Linked DNA regions of Homo sapiens: region 1 is linked to region 2. Evidence: read pairs that join two places in POLR2A ChIA-PET (ENCODE). Cell type or tissue: HCT116. All regions are shown on one strand. Each heading gives the region's core, and the rest is flanking DNA. Links, peaks and the distances in the headings are about the cores only.

Region 1 (8,492 bases), core at 243-8,242, 540 kb after region 2:
TTTTCATCCACGGTTCCTGGCTCATAACTCCTGCAGCCCTTGGTGTAGTCTTTTGTTATAATGTTGGGGTGCTTTAGGCCTCAGGAGCAGGCCTCAGGAAACAGAATCTCTCTCTCTAACCTTCTTCTGTCCTCCTTTTACCTGCCCAAGGGAGGCCTCTAATATGATTGCCGGTTAAAAGACCCTCATTCCAGAAAGGGTCCCTCCCCATATTCTGAAAGAAAAAATGCTGCACAAGAAGCCAGGAAGAATCTGGACAGACAGGCCTTGCTGGGTTTCCCACTCATGAGATCATGTTCTTTTGTCCAATCACATTTCTACACAGGGTCAATAGTGCCTATGTAATGAAGCCTCCATAAAAACCCAAAAGGACAGCACTTAGAGAGCTTCCAGATAGCCGAACATATGGGTGCTCCTGGAAGGTAGAGTGCCCAGGAAGGACATGGAGACTCTCTACTCCTTCCCCCATACCTTGCCCTACACATCTCTTCATTGTATCCTTTGCAATATCCTTTATAATATACTGGGGTAAATGTAAGTAAGTGTTTCCCCAAGTTCTGCAAGCCACTCCAGCAAATTAATTGAACTCAAGGAGAAGCTGGTTGGTCAGAAGTTCTGGAAGAGTAGATTATTGACTGGTGTTTGAAGGTGGGGTGGGGTGCAGTTTTGGGGACTGAGTCCTCGATCTGTGGGATCTGATGCTACTTCCAGGTAGATAGTATCAAATTTGAATTAGAGGACACCCAGTTGGTGTCCACTGCTTGCTGGTGGGGAAAACCCCACAAACGTTTGGTCACAGATGTCTTCATGTTGATTGTTATGGTGTGAGAGCAGAGGAAAACATGGTTTTAATGTTTTTCCCAAATAACTGGTGTCAGAGAAGTGAGATTTGCTAAAAAGGCCCTGGCTCACTGAAACATGTGGTTTGGGAAGAAAAAGGATAAAAGGGTAGAAGATGAGAAACCTTTGTTCTGGTGTGGCCACATGGTCACCCAAGGTATGAAGCCATAGCTGCTATGCTCGGTTATTAAAGGTAAAAGTTATCAGTGGAATTTAGAGATGGTTCCAACTCCTGGGGAATTGGTTCACTGGCTGCATAAGGAAATGCAAACTAATAAGAAAAAAAATGAACTGGCTGTTATAAATAAATAGCCATAAAACTAGCTATTATAAATAAATAATCCCTTAATTATTGTTATTTATAATAGCTAAAATGAAATTTAAAGAGAGTACTGTGTTGGTCCTTGAAGCTGGATAAACCTCAGATCTTGGTCTGTTTGAGCTCAGGCTGCTGGCCTCAAAGCCACCCTCCAAGGACAGAATTGTGCAGGGGCAACAAAGTACCTCTGAGACATGTGGTTACCAAGAAGGTAGTCAATGTGGAAAAAGGGCAAAACGAAGTAACTGCACCCCACCCCACCTTCAGACACCAGCCAATAATTCATGCCTCCAGAACTTCTGACCAACCAGCTTCTCCTTGAGTTCAATTAATTTGCATAGTGTGAAGGAATAGTTCCATTTTGTAGATTGGTATCATTAGCTTCCTAAAGAACCTTTACTAAAATGGATTATGAGAGTAACTACATTAGGGGCAGTAGCTTTGGTTTAAATGCTACCGTGGAAAACATGTTTGGGTTGATGTAGGACACAGGGCTCACTACTAAGCAATCTCAGACATCTATACATGATTGAGACACACAGGACGTTATTCCCAAGGCAACAGCCAGCATAGTGGACTGGATAAAAGCCACTGTATGATCTTTTTACTCTGGAAAGGGGGATTGCCCAACTTTCCCTAGAAATGCCAAGCAGAACAACCCAGATGAAGCAGCTGATATGCTTCATATGCAAGCTACGTAAGACTAGCTTTATGATGATAAGGATATTCGCCCAATGAATGTGTCTGTTATCTACTTACGAGGTTACAGTAAATGCTGTAGTTAAGGGGGTCCCTTCTACATAGGTCCATGAAATGAGCAGATATGGGGGTACTACAGCAGTGCTGAGAAGCGCTAAATCTAGACATTCCTCTTACACCTTCTCTCAAGCACAAAATGCCAATAAGAACTGTTCTTTTTGTCAGCAAGAGAGTCTGAGACTTCCAATGGCTATGTGGCAGTTTCCTTAGTGGGAAGACCCTGAATGTAGAAGGTAAGTGAGACTGATGCTGGTAGCCCTGGGGGGCTACAAATGAATGGGTCTTGACAGGAATAGTCACCGACTCTGAAGTGAGCTTTCCTTACCCAGTGGAAGATGCAAATGCTCAGAGTGCCATTTAAAAAACAAACAAACAAACAAAAACCAAAAAACAGAAAATATCGCATGGATTTGGACAATCATCATCTTTTCAGAACGAGAAACACATTGTACAGCCTACCATGTCCAACAAAGAGGAAAAAAAAATCCTCCTCAGAGTAACAGTTTGATGAAGGAGTAGGATGGGCAATTAAAACACTGGTTGTCTAAAACACAGGAAGATAAAAGAATGAAGGGCTGGCTTGCATGCTTTCACGAGTGTGTGCTCACATTCAACATGAGTGGGACTAAAGGAGCATCCCCTTAGATTTTTCTTGTTTTTCTGGTTCATCTGGGAAAGAGGCGGTTGGGGAAGGTGCTGGTATGACTATCCAATTCTTCCCAAGGGAGGAGTACACTGGTATAACAACTATAATTTTTTTCTTCCCCAGATGACCTCAAAAAGAAAAAACTTTTTTTCTCTCCGCTACCAGATGCAGTGGTCCTAGGACAAGGGCTGCAACTGCAAGTGCTGGAAGCAGGGATGATTTCTAAGCAAGAAACTGTAACTACATTTTTAAACCTTAAGTCAAAATTCCTAAGGGCATAATGGGGGTGGGTTGTACCTTCACTCTATCTAGCAAAATTGGGGCTAAGAGTGAATGCAACTACTACTTTTCCTGGCCATAAAAACAGCTCACTAGTTCTGCACCCATGTAATTTACCCTATCTAAAGGGGAGTGGACTGAGGAGGAGGTACTTGCTAGACTAGAGTTGTTGTCTGCAATCTAAACCAGCACAGTGGCAATTCTTAATGTGCCTTCCAAAGGAGGAAAAGTTTGGGAACTACTGGAGAGGAGGAATAGCAGCTGAGGGTAAAGACAGGAATAAATGGGTTATTCATTGAGGGAAATCCAACATTACATTAACACATTTAAAGAAGCTCAGAGCAAGAGATGACACTGTCTTTAACTCAGTTATAAGAGATGCTCAAAAGGTAAAAGTTGTATGTTTGCGGAGACTGCTCCTGCTTCTGGAATCTGACAAGACTGAAAGGAAGCCTGCAAACTTGAGTGGTCTCTCCCTGGGAGACATATTCATACAACATGATAATGAACTGGACTAATTACTAATGACTGAATGGGATTCTAGTAATGTAGCAGTATGTTTGAGTTGTATATTCTTTTGATGATGTAAAGGATCCATGTTTGAAAGCCAGGGCGTGGCCTATGACATGATTTTATCGTGTGTGTGTGTGTGTGTGTAGGTTTTCGTCCATGGTTCCTGACTTATTAACTACCACAGCCCTTTGGCCTATGACGTGATTTTATCGTGTGTGTGTGTGTGTGTGTGTGTGTGTGTGTGTGTGTAGGTTTTCGTCCATGGTTCCTGACTTATTAACTACCACAGCCCTTGGTGTAGTCTTTTGTTATAATGTTGGGGTGCTTTAGGTCTCAGGAGCAGGTCACAGGAGTGCTTTAGGTCTCAGGAGCAGGTCACAGGAGCAAGCCTCAGGAAACAGAATCTTTCTCTCTAACCTCCTGTCTTCCTTTTACCTGCCCAAGGCAGGTCTCTAATCTGATTGTGAATCAAAAGATCCTCATTCCAGAAAGGGTCCTGCCCCATACTCTGAAGGAAAGAATGCTGCACAGAGAGGCCAAGAAGAATCTAGACAAACAGGCCTTACTGGGTTTCTCACTCAGTCTATTAGTATGAGATCATACTCTTTTTGTCCAATCACATTTCTACACAGTTGTCAGTAATGCCTATGTAATGAAGCCTCCATAAAAACCCCAAAAAAGAGCATTCAGAGAGATTCTGAATAGCTGAACATGTGGGAGTTCCTGGAGGGTGGTACACCCAGGGAGGACATGGAGGCTCTGTGCTCCTTCCCCCACACCTCGTCCTACGCAGCTCCTCATTGTTTCGTTTTCCCTGAGTTCTGCAAGCTGCTCGGGCAAATTAATTGAACTCAAGGAGAACCTGGTTGGTCAGAAGTTCTGGAGGCATGGATTACAGGCGGGGGTCTGAAGGTGGGGTGAGGTGCAGTTTTGGGGACTGAGCCCTCGATCTGTGGGATCTGATACTACCTCCAGGTAGACAGTGTCAAATCTGAATAGAGGATACCCAGCTGGTGTCCACTGCTTATTAGTGGGGAAAAAACCCCACACATTTGGTCACAGAAGTCTTCTGTGTTGATTACTGTGGTGTTAGAGTAAAGGAAAAACACAGTTTGAGAGTTTTTCTGTAACAGTAGTTATAGAAATGGGATACAAGTCCTGGACTTCTGACTCTAACACCTAAATATTACAGGGAAGCAATATAATACTTCAAAGCACAAGCTTATTAGTCAGAAATACTTGACAGGTTTGACTCTCAGGTCCTCCATTTCCTACCTATATAATCTTTTTTCTTGGATTGTTTCTTAAACTTTCTTTTGTTACTATAAAATTCCCCAAACAAAAAGAAATGCTAATCATTCCATTATCAACCACAACGGTTCTCAACACGGAATATCAAAATCACCTATAAAGCCTTCCCAAATAAACATATACCAGAGGTAGGGTATACAAACAGTGAATTACAAACCTTACAATTTTATGAGAGACAATAATTATGTTGGGGCATATAGAGTAATGCAAGAAACTTTTACAAAACTCTGGACAGAAAATTAAGGTACTTTTTACTTGTGTTAACAGCATTTTAATTTCTTTAGATTAATGGAAGTTGACTAGTGATAGAGTAGGTCAGAGTGACACTAAACTGTTAGCAGTCTTCTTTCTGTTAGCTTTTTATTCTACCACCTTACACAATCATCTTACCTCTAATAGTAAATCCTCAATACTTTCTATCTTGTCTAATGAATATTAAACTAGAAATCAGGTAAATAAATTCAATTTCTAAATTTTTTACTAAACAGTCATAAAAACCTCACAACCACCTCATCTCAGTTTCTCCAAATCTAGATTTGCCATCTCTTAGGATAATCAACTGTATTTTATACATTGTTGAGAATACTCTGAAGAATGCTACATAAAGCATTATTTCTGAAGCATATATTTAACTCAGTTATATTGAACAGTGTTATCAAGGAATAGTAAATAACTGGCAGATGTTGCCACTTACACTGCACGATCATGGCAGACATTACTAATTTACCATAACATTCTTTTTTCTGTTTTGTTTTTTTGGAGACAAAGTCTTGCTCTGTCGCCCAGGCTGGACTATAGTGCATTGGCGCCATCTCGGCTCACTGCAACCTCTGCCTCCTGGGTTCAAGCGGTTCTCATGCCTCAGCCTCCTAAGTAGCTGGGATTACAGGCCTGCACTACTATGCCCAGCTAATTTTCATATTTTCAGCACAGACAAGATTTCACCATGTTGGCCAGGCTGGTCTCGAACTCCTGGCCTCAAGTGCTCCTCCCGCCTTGGCATCCCAAAGTGTTGAGATTACAGACATAAGCCACCACGTTTGGCCTATCACGATATTCTTTTCTGCTAAACATGAAAACTACAAACACATCTCATACATGAAGCTCAATTTACAAAGAAAGAAACATGTAACCAAAAAAAAAAGTCAACAAGTTTGACATCAAGGTGTATTGAATAAATCTAGAAGAACTTAAGAAAAAAATGAATTCAAGTAATGAAGCCCATCCTAATTACCTAGAAACACACAGATATAAAAAAAAATTGTGGCCACACGCGGTGGCTCACGCCTGTAATCCCAGCACTTTGGGAGGCCAAGGCAGGTGGATCATGAGGTCAGGCGATCGAGACCATCCTGGCTAACACGGTGAAACCCCGTCTGTACTAAAAATACAAAAAATTAGCCAGGCATGGTGGCGGGCACCTGTAGTCCCAGCTACTTTGGAGGCTAAGGCAGGAGAATGGCGTGAACCCAGGAGGTGGAGGTTGCAATGAGCCGAGATGGGGCCAATGCACTCCAGCCTGGGTGACAGATCAAGACTCCGTCTCAAAAATAAATAAAAAAATAAATTGTACAAAAAAAATTTGGCTCTTTATTTGGTAATGTAAGAAAAAAGTTTAAACTTAAAAGGAGATAAAAAGCCAAAACAGCCAATAACAAAATTGAAAAGAATCACACTCACTTGCTTTCTTCATCCAAAAGATGAAGCAGTCCTGTTGGTTTTTTGCTAATAAGATTTATGCAGCAGGTATTATCAATGTAATCTATGTTGTGCCAGCTGATACCTTCAGTTCTATATTCCTCCTAGAAAAACCAAAAAATAAAATAACAATTTATTCATCTTGCAGAAAATAGGTATATAATATAGATTGAAAAGCTTTTACCCTGCTTAAAATTCTAAGATTTTAAAAATCACCAATCCACACAATGAAAGAATGTATAATTTCAGTTGTACAAATCTTAATACAACGTATTTGTTTTCTCTTAAAAAGACATGCCACAAATTTTTTTTGTTAGAATGCCAGTTCTAAGTTCATTCTAATCAAAATGTAGGGCTAGATTTGTTTTAGTCTCACTACCTGATGACTCCACTAAGTAAAAACGTACAATGAAGAAAAAAGGCTAATATCTCCCACATGACTTTAAGCCATCAAAAAGCACTATATTTCCTGGATTATCAACAATGAATTTAATGAAACAATTTCTGGGAAAAGTGGGACCCCATCACCCTCCAGTAATTATATGGAATTCATACACACTAAACTTTGGCAAAATATAATCTTTAGGACTTTTTTTTTTTTTAAAGAAAAGGTTTTGAATTCTAAGGTTAAAAAACTCGAGGTTCAGGTCTTGAGTAACTACTTAAAATCATCTTACAAAGCGCTCCATTTTTTCTTATTCTTTCCTGTATGGAGATATATTCTTCTATTCATCCTTGTGATACTTTCACTTTTTAGATGGTTTTTTTAAGGAAAAAATGCACCTGAGAATGTAAAGGAGATATGTTTCTGCACTGCAGTGGTATTTAGGCATCAGGTAAAATATCCCATGTACCTAATTGTTTTAGCATTCACTTACAGTACTTGCAGCACAAGTCAACTGCCAATCTGCAAATAGTGATTTTGAAATTCTTTTTTGTTGTTCTTTTTGATTTTGAAATTCCATCATTCTTTCTGTATTCATTATTATCCAGTAAAGAAGAATGAACACTAACATAAACTATAGTTACTCTAACTAGGAAAGGTAAATACTTAATTCTTTTCTTTTAATTAACAATTTCACACATAAGAAATAGTCATATAAAGGTCACTCCCCAATGGCAGTAAGAAAGGTATTTCCCCCCAATTTTTTGCAGCATGAAAAATATACACACTAGATAGTATGAGCTTAATGATTTTTATAGGCATTACTAGAAGTCCAAAAGTCCTCCTCATTATCTCTTCCCAAGGACTATCCAAACCCTCCTACCCAAAGTCAGCTTCTAATACAATCAATAAGATTCCCCTATTTATAAATAGTATCTAAATGGAATCACATAACACATACTCATTTTGTCTCTTTTCTTTTTTCATTCAGCTAATGTTTCAGAGACACAACCATTTTGTTGGATGTACCTGAAGTTCATTCATTTTAATTGCATTGTGAAACAACACAATCACTCAGCTACATATTGTCTATGGCTACTTTGTCAATGTAACAGCTGAGTTGAGACATATGGCCCAAAAAGCCTTAAAAGATCTGGCCCTTATAGAAAAAGTGTGCCAAACTCTGCTACAAAGCATTAGTTCTAAAACTTTAACATACAACGGAATCACAAGAACGGCTTGTTAAAAAACAAGAGTATTGGGACTCCATCCCCAGAATTTCTGCTTAAGTAGGTATAGAGTACTTAGAATTTTCATTTCTAAAAAGGTTCCAGGTGATGCTGATGCTATTATTGAGGAGAGAGAAGGAATAAACTTTGAGAATCACTGCTGTAGAGTATTCCATTGTATCTGTATACAATAACTTGTTCACCCATTCTACTTTTTTCTTTTTTTTTAAGAGACAGGATCTCTCTTTGTTGCCCAGGCTGGTCTCGAACTCCTGGCCTCAAGCAATCTCAAGCAATCCTCCCACAACACTGGGATTATAGGCACAAGTCAAGCCCCACTCTACTACTGATAGACACTGCTCTTAATTCTAATATTTGGTCATTAAAAATAACGTCTTATGACCATTTCCACACAAAACTTTTGGTGTGCATTTATACTTATCTTTGAGTGAAAACACAGGATTATAAACTACATGTTTAACCACAGCAGATAATGCCAAACAGCATTCTGAT
Region 2 (8,492 bases), core at 168-8,167:
ACAGGTACTGTTCCACAAGGCACATAATAAAACTTTAGAAAACTGTGCTGTATGGGGAAACTCCATGCTGTCTCTGTTCAGACTAATAGGGCCAAGGAAGCAGTAGCCCCCTTTCCTTTTGGCCCCTGTGCACATCCTTGCAGAATCAGCTCATATTATTCACCAGTTATATTGACATAGGCTCAGACTTTTTAATTATTATTACGATTTTTTAACATAGGCTGCTTAGCCTAATGATGACTCAAGTAGGACCTGGACATCTGAGTGAAGATGTGAAGGAAACATTCGTCACCTGAACACCATATTTGGACATCTCATTTAAATTCCTGGCAAAATTCAGGTCAAACCAAGTAGTTAGAAGCACCACTAATGTAATAGAAAAGACTTAGAAAAATAGGTTAAAATGGGTTTTTGAGGACAAAAGTGTCAGATGAAAACACTTGAATTCTTTGTTTCATATTTTTAATAGATACTACATTTATATGACTCAAACATCAAAACTACTCAGTTCCCCAGGGCCCCAACAGGAAATAACCAGTGGTTGATAATTTCTTTTTTAATGCAGATATTTTTCTACATCTACAAGCCAATTCATATTATCTTCCCCCTCTTTTTGACACATACAGGAGCGTTTTACAGACACTGCTCTTCCCTTGCTTGTCTTCCTTAGCATGTGTTAGAGAGCTTTCTGTTTCAATATCTAGAGAACATGCTCATTCATTTTACATTTGTATGGTATCGCACACTAGGAACAACCATCATTTATCTAACTGTGATGTACATGTTGGTTGTTTCCAGTCTTTTACCATTACCAGTCATGCTGCTGTAGGGGCCAAGCTTCCCACTTCCTCCTCTGAAGGTTCACTGACAAAAGGCAGGTTAAAAGGAGAAAAGGCATACGACATTTATTGTAAAATGCGTGACACAGGAAAATCGGAGGAGAATCTGACAGCCCAGTAGCTCAATGGGATACAGATGTTTATATACCCTTCTCCATAGAGGAAAGAGATGGGAATATGTGGCAATTTGAGGATAGTAAACGATTGTTAGGGGGAAATTAATGGACTTGGAAAATACACAGTGGCCTGGGACAAAGTCTGTTGGGCCCACAGAGCAGACAATGGGTGGTAAATGATTCTCTTTGAAATACTGAATAGGACCAGAATAGAAGACAGTGGTTTGTGACAAAAGTCTGTCCAGGTGTATTGACAGACTTGAATCTTTCTTCCTCAATATGAGTTAAGTTAATGAAAACTAAGGGAAGGGGCAGAGGTAGTTATTTTCTTTGGTGGGTCTTGACTTTGGGCAAATAAGAGAGCTTCAAAGAACAGCTTCATCCTTTCCTTTGGGAGAGATGGAGGGTTGAGAAGCAGGAGCAGGGAGATCAGAAAGACCATGAGGTTGCTTCTTTAGCACATCAAAGTGCCACATTTTGGGATATTCGTTTCTGAGCTCAGAGTTTCCTGGACATTTCACATGTTAACAGATGAGCTAGTGACTGTGGAGAGGAAAATAGAGTTAGTAGCTGAATGGTAAAAGATCCCATTAAACCAGTCTCTCATTCCTGAGAATAGGCCAACCCAACTAAACAGTAGTTTCTCATTTTAAGAGATGGTATTGTAGATGGGCTCTCAAAATTAGACCTCTATCCATGACACAGGCAAACAGATCTTTAATAAGAGATATTTTTATGGAAACAGATGAAAAACAAACATTAATGTCTGAGGTGGTCTATAAACTAGTTTCTTTTAGAGTCATGGGGGCAGTCAGCTGAGAGGGCCAGTGGCAATGTGATAGATTTTCCTGGATTTTAGTTTGTGTGTAAGTTTGTTCAAATATAAGCTGTTGTGGTGATTTTTTTTTTTCAAAGCCAAGTTTACTAGCTTCAGCTTGTAGGGCCTTAGGAAAAAAGAAATTTTAATTTTTAGTGATTCCAAGTCAGAAGGGTAGGAGAAAAACTCAAAAACAATGAACAGGGCTAGAATCTAACAACAGATGCACCATTGTTTTCTTCTGAAATGTAACTTTTCTCTCTTTAGCCTTCCATTTCTACCAAAGATACTCATAATGAGACTAATTTGTTTGTAAAATAAGTTAGTTTTATTAACTTGGCCTGATTACTTGCATAAAGTACAATTAGAATAATGATTTATTATATAGGCACTTTTCAAGTTGGCTTTGCTGAAAATTTTTATAAGGAATCTCAGATTAGACTTTTAAAAGCCTCTCAAGGCTGTAAGCTAAATCAAAGATTTGACTTGCCCTCAGACTACGTCTGTAATAACTACACAAATTGAGTGAATTTCTCTCTTTTTGAGCCTGGCCGACATGGTGAAATGGTGTCTCTACTAAAAATACTAAAATTAGCTGGGCGTGGTGGTGCCCGCCTCTAATCCCAGCTACTCGGGAGGCTGAGGCACAAGAATCACTTGAACCCGGGAGGTGGAGGTTGCAGTGAGCCGAGATCGCATCTCTGCACTCCAGCCTGGATGGCAGAGCAAGACTCTGTCTCAAGAAAAAAAAAAAAAAAAAAAAAAAAGAGAGTTACATTCTTTACCTACCACGGGGCAGCCATAAGAAATGTGTATGTAAGGTACTAGGCCAGTTTTTCCCAGGGCTTCTATTGGCTTCATAATGTCAGCCTCCGTTCTGTAAAGCTGTCTGGTCATAGATGAAAATATGACATTCCAGTCAAGGCCTTGGTAAAATAACCAGTGTTTCCAATTGTGTTCTGTTACAAGAAGAACAGATTCTTACTGAGCTTATGCAAATAACTACATTACCATAAAATAAGAATATTCATGAATTTCAACATTTTGGAGGGATAAGGTAGAGAGAAAGGCAAATGTTTCAATTTTGTTCACAAAACTATACCCAATTGCTGTAAACTTTAAGAGGAATAAAAGGAAGCTCCTTAACTTTGGAAAACAAAACAAAAAGAATCAGTAATGTTCAAACCTAAAGCCATAAAATATCATAATCCTTAATCAGTTGATGCCCATGTAATTCTTATTCTGCTGGTTGAGTTCACAGTTTTATGAGTCCAGCTTTTTCCATTGGAATTATTAAAATTTTTATACAGTCCAACTGGATAATCTCAAAGTCATTAGCAGAGGTCTATATTTCAGGGTAGCTGTCAGAAGCTTTTTATTTTTTTCATGAACCTTCTTGAAGACAGAACACTTGCAAATGTCTTTCAGGAGAAGCATCAGAGTAAAACAATTTACTGTGGACAACAAGACTTAAAATGGCCATGGTTAAAAATCTTATGAGAGTTCACAATAATGATGCAATCGACAAGGTGTTCTGTGAAAGATCTGTATGTAAAAAGCAGTTCTCAAATGCCAAAGGAGCCAAGAAACCAAAAAATGAGGCAGATAAATCCAGTTTGTTGGTATATGATGATTTATTAGGGGAACTTACAGACAGAAACGTGGTCTTGGGTGGCTGCAAGACAGGTCGATATCTACACTGTTACTTCCCAGACCCAAGGCTTGTATACCATAGGGGAAAGGTATACATGCTCCAGCAAGACAATTCAAGGCAACCCTCCAGAACACCAAGAATGTTATATGTGTCATAGCCTATAATTTATGTGATAACATCAAGGTTGCTTTGATCTAAAATCGGGATTTGTAGTGAGCACATATTCTTACACTAAGGACAATAAATTAAGAAGAAATCAGGAGGCATTCACAGAAATAGGGTCATTCAGAAGTCAATGGTGGATTAACATCCAAGATGGAGTCATTTTGTCTCCACACAAAGAGATCTGGTTATTTTTGTGGCATACAAGATTTAACATTACGATTATGACTGGTAACATAAACCAAGACATATCAGATTTCTAGGACTCGCGTACTATTTTGGAACACATATTACACATTTATACAAATATAACTCAAGGAAAACTAAACACCATTTTGTATTTGCCAATGCTTCCCATGTGATTTTAACATACTGAGTATGCCTAATACGTCTCTCTGGACCTTCCAAAGGCCCTTCTGGAATGTTCAAAAGTAGTTCAAGGTTGAAAAGACTTAATTTAGAATTTGAAATTTGATTTTGAAGTCTTTTAAAAATGTTCAAAAGACTTGATCAAAAGTAGAATCACAGGTCATTGTGAAACAATCATTTGTTTAACCAAAGTGATAATTTAGAGATTTCAAAAAGCTAAAACCTTTACTCTTTGATAGACGGGAGACTCAGTTTTCCAAATAATCAAAAGACACAGTAAAAACAGCATGAAGCATATATAATCTGTTCCTTTCCCTCCCTTCTTTTTTTTTTTTTTTTGCAGTTTACTCAAAAAGTGAACAAAATCTTTTTTTGTCAATATTTGTAAATCTTGCTTGCAAGAGACAACCAAAATTTATTTTTGCATCAGTATCAATGCTAAAGCTAATTTTAATGAAATCTTATAAATAAACCTATCCTGTATAGTCAGCTTTGACCACATATGATACAATTTTTATAAACTTTTATAACCTCTTAAAGTTTTATTTTATTCTTTTTCAACTTTTTATATTTATTCAGTTTTATCTATACCATCTTTTTATTTCTTCATTTGGGAACAACTTTTAAATAACCTCTAAAGTAGACAAAATAATCTTTTTAAACAAAAACCACATCCTTATGCCTTTTTAATAATCTTCCTCACCAAAAACATTTCCTACCCTCCCTGTACGTGTTGTATACAGAATTATTTCCTTTATTTCTGGTAGTTTTGATTACATATTCTAATTATACTTTTAACTCTTAGTAACCTTAATTTTCAGTGAAAAACCTGAAAAGTAAGCAACTTAATTGCTGTGTACCAAAACATTTTATAAATATATATTTTATAATTTTTAGAAACAGCCTTTTCTGTAGAACAGTTTTTTAATGTGGAAGACGGCATATTTACTAGTAAGTTTATTCTTTCTTTGTGAAATAAAAAGCCAAAAGTATGTAAGCTTAAACTTATGTTTAATAATTAATGTTTTAGTATTTTAATTTATTTAGATATGACACAGACATTTCATGCTAATCTATTATTTAACATAACATGACTTTAAGATTTTAAATTACTGAAAAGATTTTTTTGAACTGACACATTTGTCTATAAATGTTTATCCCATTCATATTTACCTAATTTACTTGTTCTTAACAATTACATCTTAATTGCTTATGGGGAACAAAACTAGCCATTTAAGTTAACTTTTTTTCTTTGTTTTTTTTTTTTTGGTTTGTTTGTTTGTTTTGCAAAAGCAAAACCAGTCTATCCTTGTACTAGCCAGTGTCATATTAACTAAGGCCTCTGAGATACTGGACATAGACACCCTCCCCAGTGTGTCCCCTGAGTCATCCTGGGTCGCAGGTACTCATTGGGCACACAGGTGGCTATGAAGGGCAGGGCCTGTCTGTTCTGGATTCACATACTAGGTACAGAGCCCAGGACAAAGGAAACAGCTGTGAAGATGATGCCAGGAGGATCCAACCCTTCCCAACATGGCCAGGAGACAGAGTTGGGCCAGGAATGATGGGGCCATGTTAGGCTGGGCCCTGCCCTGTAGCTGATGGCCCAGGTGCTGCACACACACATATCCCCAGGCCTCACCATGGCCACCTTTCTACACCTCAAAATCCAGAGGCTCAAAACCAAAGGCATAAGCTCACAGCAAGATGTATACAGAACTTTGGGGAACCCCATTAGCCGGCCCTTAGAGCTTTAGCTCACAGACAAAACAAACAAGCATCAAAAATTATTACAAAAGCAATAGTTTTATTACACTAAAACATCAAGCAGAGACAGCATAAGTCTGTCTGACAGACCTAGGCAAAATGTCCTAATTAAATTCTGAAGCCATTTTTATGTTATTTTACCAACAATTTTAAAGCTAGCTTTATTTACCAAAGGCTTATTAATGTCAACCTGAACCTAAAAAAGCATTTGGGCTTATTTACTTGATTTATGAGTATTTACGTATTTCTAAATCGGTACCATCTAAACAACATACAAACACATGTATACACATATGCATACATGTAAACATAGCATGTAACACACATTATGTACACAGAAGCCAAAGAGATGAAGCAGATCAGTGCAAAAGAGCAGAGCTTTAGACCTGAGAGGAACCTGCCCACGAGTTTTGGAGTGTTATGAGGAAGACAGGGAATCCCAAAACAAAAAGAGGTCAGTGGTCCCTTTTTTTTTTTTTTTTTTTTTTTTTTTTAATTTCTGAAGGGGTTTAAGGATTGATAGAAGTCTCCTCTAGATCTCTTCATGTAGTATTGAAGGTGGCAAAAGGAAGTAGGGGCAAAAGTAGTTGGAAGAATGAGTTGTAGAGGAGATAGTTTAGCGTGGAGGGATGAAGTTTTCCAAAAGGCCTGTGAAGTTTTAGTTACCAGGGGTTTGAGAAAAGGGAATCTAGCTGACTAAAAAGTTCTTATGGGAGAACAATATCCAAAAGAGAACGGAGAAGCTTAAAAAAAGTGCAGTCTGAATGTCAGCTTTTAATGAAGCTGATTTCTAACCATTTCTAACCACAGACCTTTCTTTTTGAAACAATCCTTTACAATTTCTTATTATTAGATTTCAATGGGGACAAACAGCACATATTCTGGGTTTTTAATTTTTTAAAAAACTAAAAGCATCTATCAGGTGATTCTGAATGCAAATCAATAAGCCTTTTATGACTTAACCAAGAATGTATGATTCATCTCTAAAGAGGTGCAAAGAAACAGTCCTCCCAAGACCCGGAGCCACCCGCTAAGACAGTTAGAAGAAAAAAGAAACTTAAAGATGAGCTGCACAACAGTAGCTGTTCATGGGAGGGAAAAGGATCAATGACAAATGTGTGCTCCAAAAAGTCAAGAGTCAAACAAATATAAATTCAAAACAAGTAATTAAAACAAATCCTTATAAATGTTTCATTTTTTTTTTCTTCTTAGTTAAAGGATTTATATCTCCAAGGGACTGGTTCTCTGACTGGGAAACCAACCCCAGACAGAGCAGAGAAAGTTCAGAATCCTAGTCACTAAACTACAGGCCAGAGTGTCTTTTTTGCAAATTCCTCAAAGGCTCCAAAGCAGACAGTTTACATGTACAAAGGATTTTAACATTGTTTTAGATCTGATTTCTGCCTTTTAAAAATCTTGCCAAGGGAGTTTTTAGGCTATCTTTCTTTTGTTTCTTTTCATAGGTACCAATAAGATAGTTGTTTAAGACTATAGCTCTCTAAAGAGTAGTCTTTTAAATTTAGAGAATTTCTTTATCTCATAAGTGACTCAAGCCAAAAAGGCTTTTTTCATGGAAAGTCCCTGAGGTAACTTTCCGGGTTTAGAATACGACAGGCAAAATTGGCATCTTTTTTTAAATGGGTGCGAAAGATGCAGCCTTCATGATCCTCCCCAAAATTTACTCCCAGAAATAAGCTAAGATAGCAGATCTCTGTTGCCACAGGCGGTTAAGGATGGTGTAGCTGGTCTCCCTATGAGCACATGGACACGTGGCCACATGGGGGTGCCTCTAGTCACAGACCTGCCAACCTGTGACGCCTGTGACACAGGGCAGGCACTTCAGGGATTAGACTTTCCCAGCACTAACCAGGCAACAAAGATGGAAGCAACAGAAGCCCTTCATGGATAGAACTCCTTTTAGGACAGACTCCACTGACAGCTTGGCACATTTGGGGAGAAAAAGAGAGTGCTGCTTAAAATTTGACATGGCTCAGGATTCCCAGTGCTTTTAGACTAGCTACTGGACGTGACCTGAAAATCACACCCCCAGAGGCAGAGACCAAGGGAGAATGCTCCCTCTTGGTTACAAGTCAACTCTGAAGGGCATAAAGCAAGACGAAAGGAGACCCTCATCCGGTTTTCATTTCAGGGACCCACAGCACAGTTTGTCTTAAATAGATGCGGGTCTGATGAGAACCATAAAACTCACCAGTCTGTGGAGATCAGCTCAGACAATGGGCTTATAGGGGTTTTAGGCCTATGTTCTATCCTACTTCTACCCTGTGATACCCTTATTTATGACAAAACAAAACAGGAAGACAAAGACGAAGGAAAAAACAAAGACTATTTCTGGAAAGAGAAGGATTAGATAATATGAATATTCATAATAAAAATACACCAGAGCTGCTATACTCAATGCTAGTCAAACAAGTGCTTTTCTCCCATTAATCTTAAATTTGGAAAGGAAAATGAGACAGTTATTTTTACCACCTACTTAACCAGATTTCACAAAGAGTGACCAAGAGTGACTGATAAGAATTTCTCCCCTTTGGCTGGCATATCAGGTCTGGGGTTCCCTCGAATCTGGCTTCCAGAAGAGCAGAGTGGTTTCGGTTATCCTGTTCACAGCACCTCATCTGTAGGGACCAAGGGAAAGCTTCCCCCTTTACTTTCTGGAGGTTTGTGAATATCAACAAAAGACAGATTAATAAGAAAAAAAAGCATACAAAATTTATTCTAACATGCATAGCACGGGGGAATTGCAGGAG

What was found. ChIA-PET counts read pairs that join two places held together with the same protein. Peaks named below come from ENCODE experiments on the same cell type or tissue, not always from the same donor. Only the 100,000 strongest peaks of a DNase experiment are listed, where the experiment ranks them.
Region 1: POLR2A ChIA-PET joins it to region 2 with 5 read pairs; 1 of 35 experiments calls an interaction of 5 or more read pairs at or near these places.

What each region holds. Positions count from the first base shown.
Region 1 is chr15:71,971,824-71,980,315 of GRCh38, forward strand. It overlaps MYO9A (myosin IXA), which reads right to left. Exons shown (of 42, transcript NM_006901.4): 12 at 6,348-6,469. It also overlaps a transcript of MYO9A-AS1 not described here. Among named protein-coding and RNA genes, the nearest start is that of MYO9A-AS1, 17 kb to the right of the region's middle. In HCT116, for the core only: no CTCF peak of the experiment used is centred there; a DNase peak (open chromatin) is centred at 3,878.
Region 2 is chr15:71,428,245-71,436,736 of GRCh38, forward strand. All of the region lies in intron 7 of THSD4 (thrombospondin type 1 domain containing 4), which reads left to right. Among named protein-coding and RNA genes, the nearest start is that of THSD4-AS1, 240 kb to the left of the region's middle. In HCT116, for the core only: no CTCF peak of the experiment used is centred there; no DNase peak of the experiment used is centred there; H3K27ac peaks cover 4,080 bases.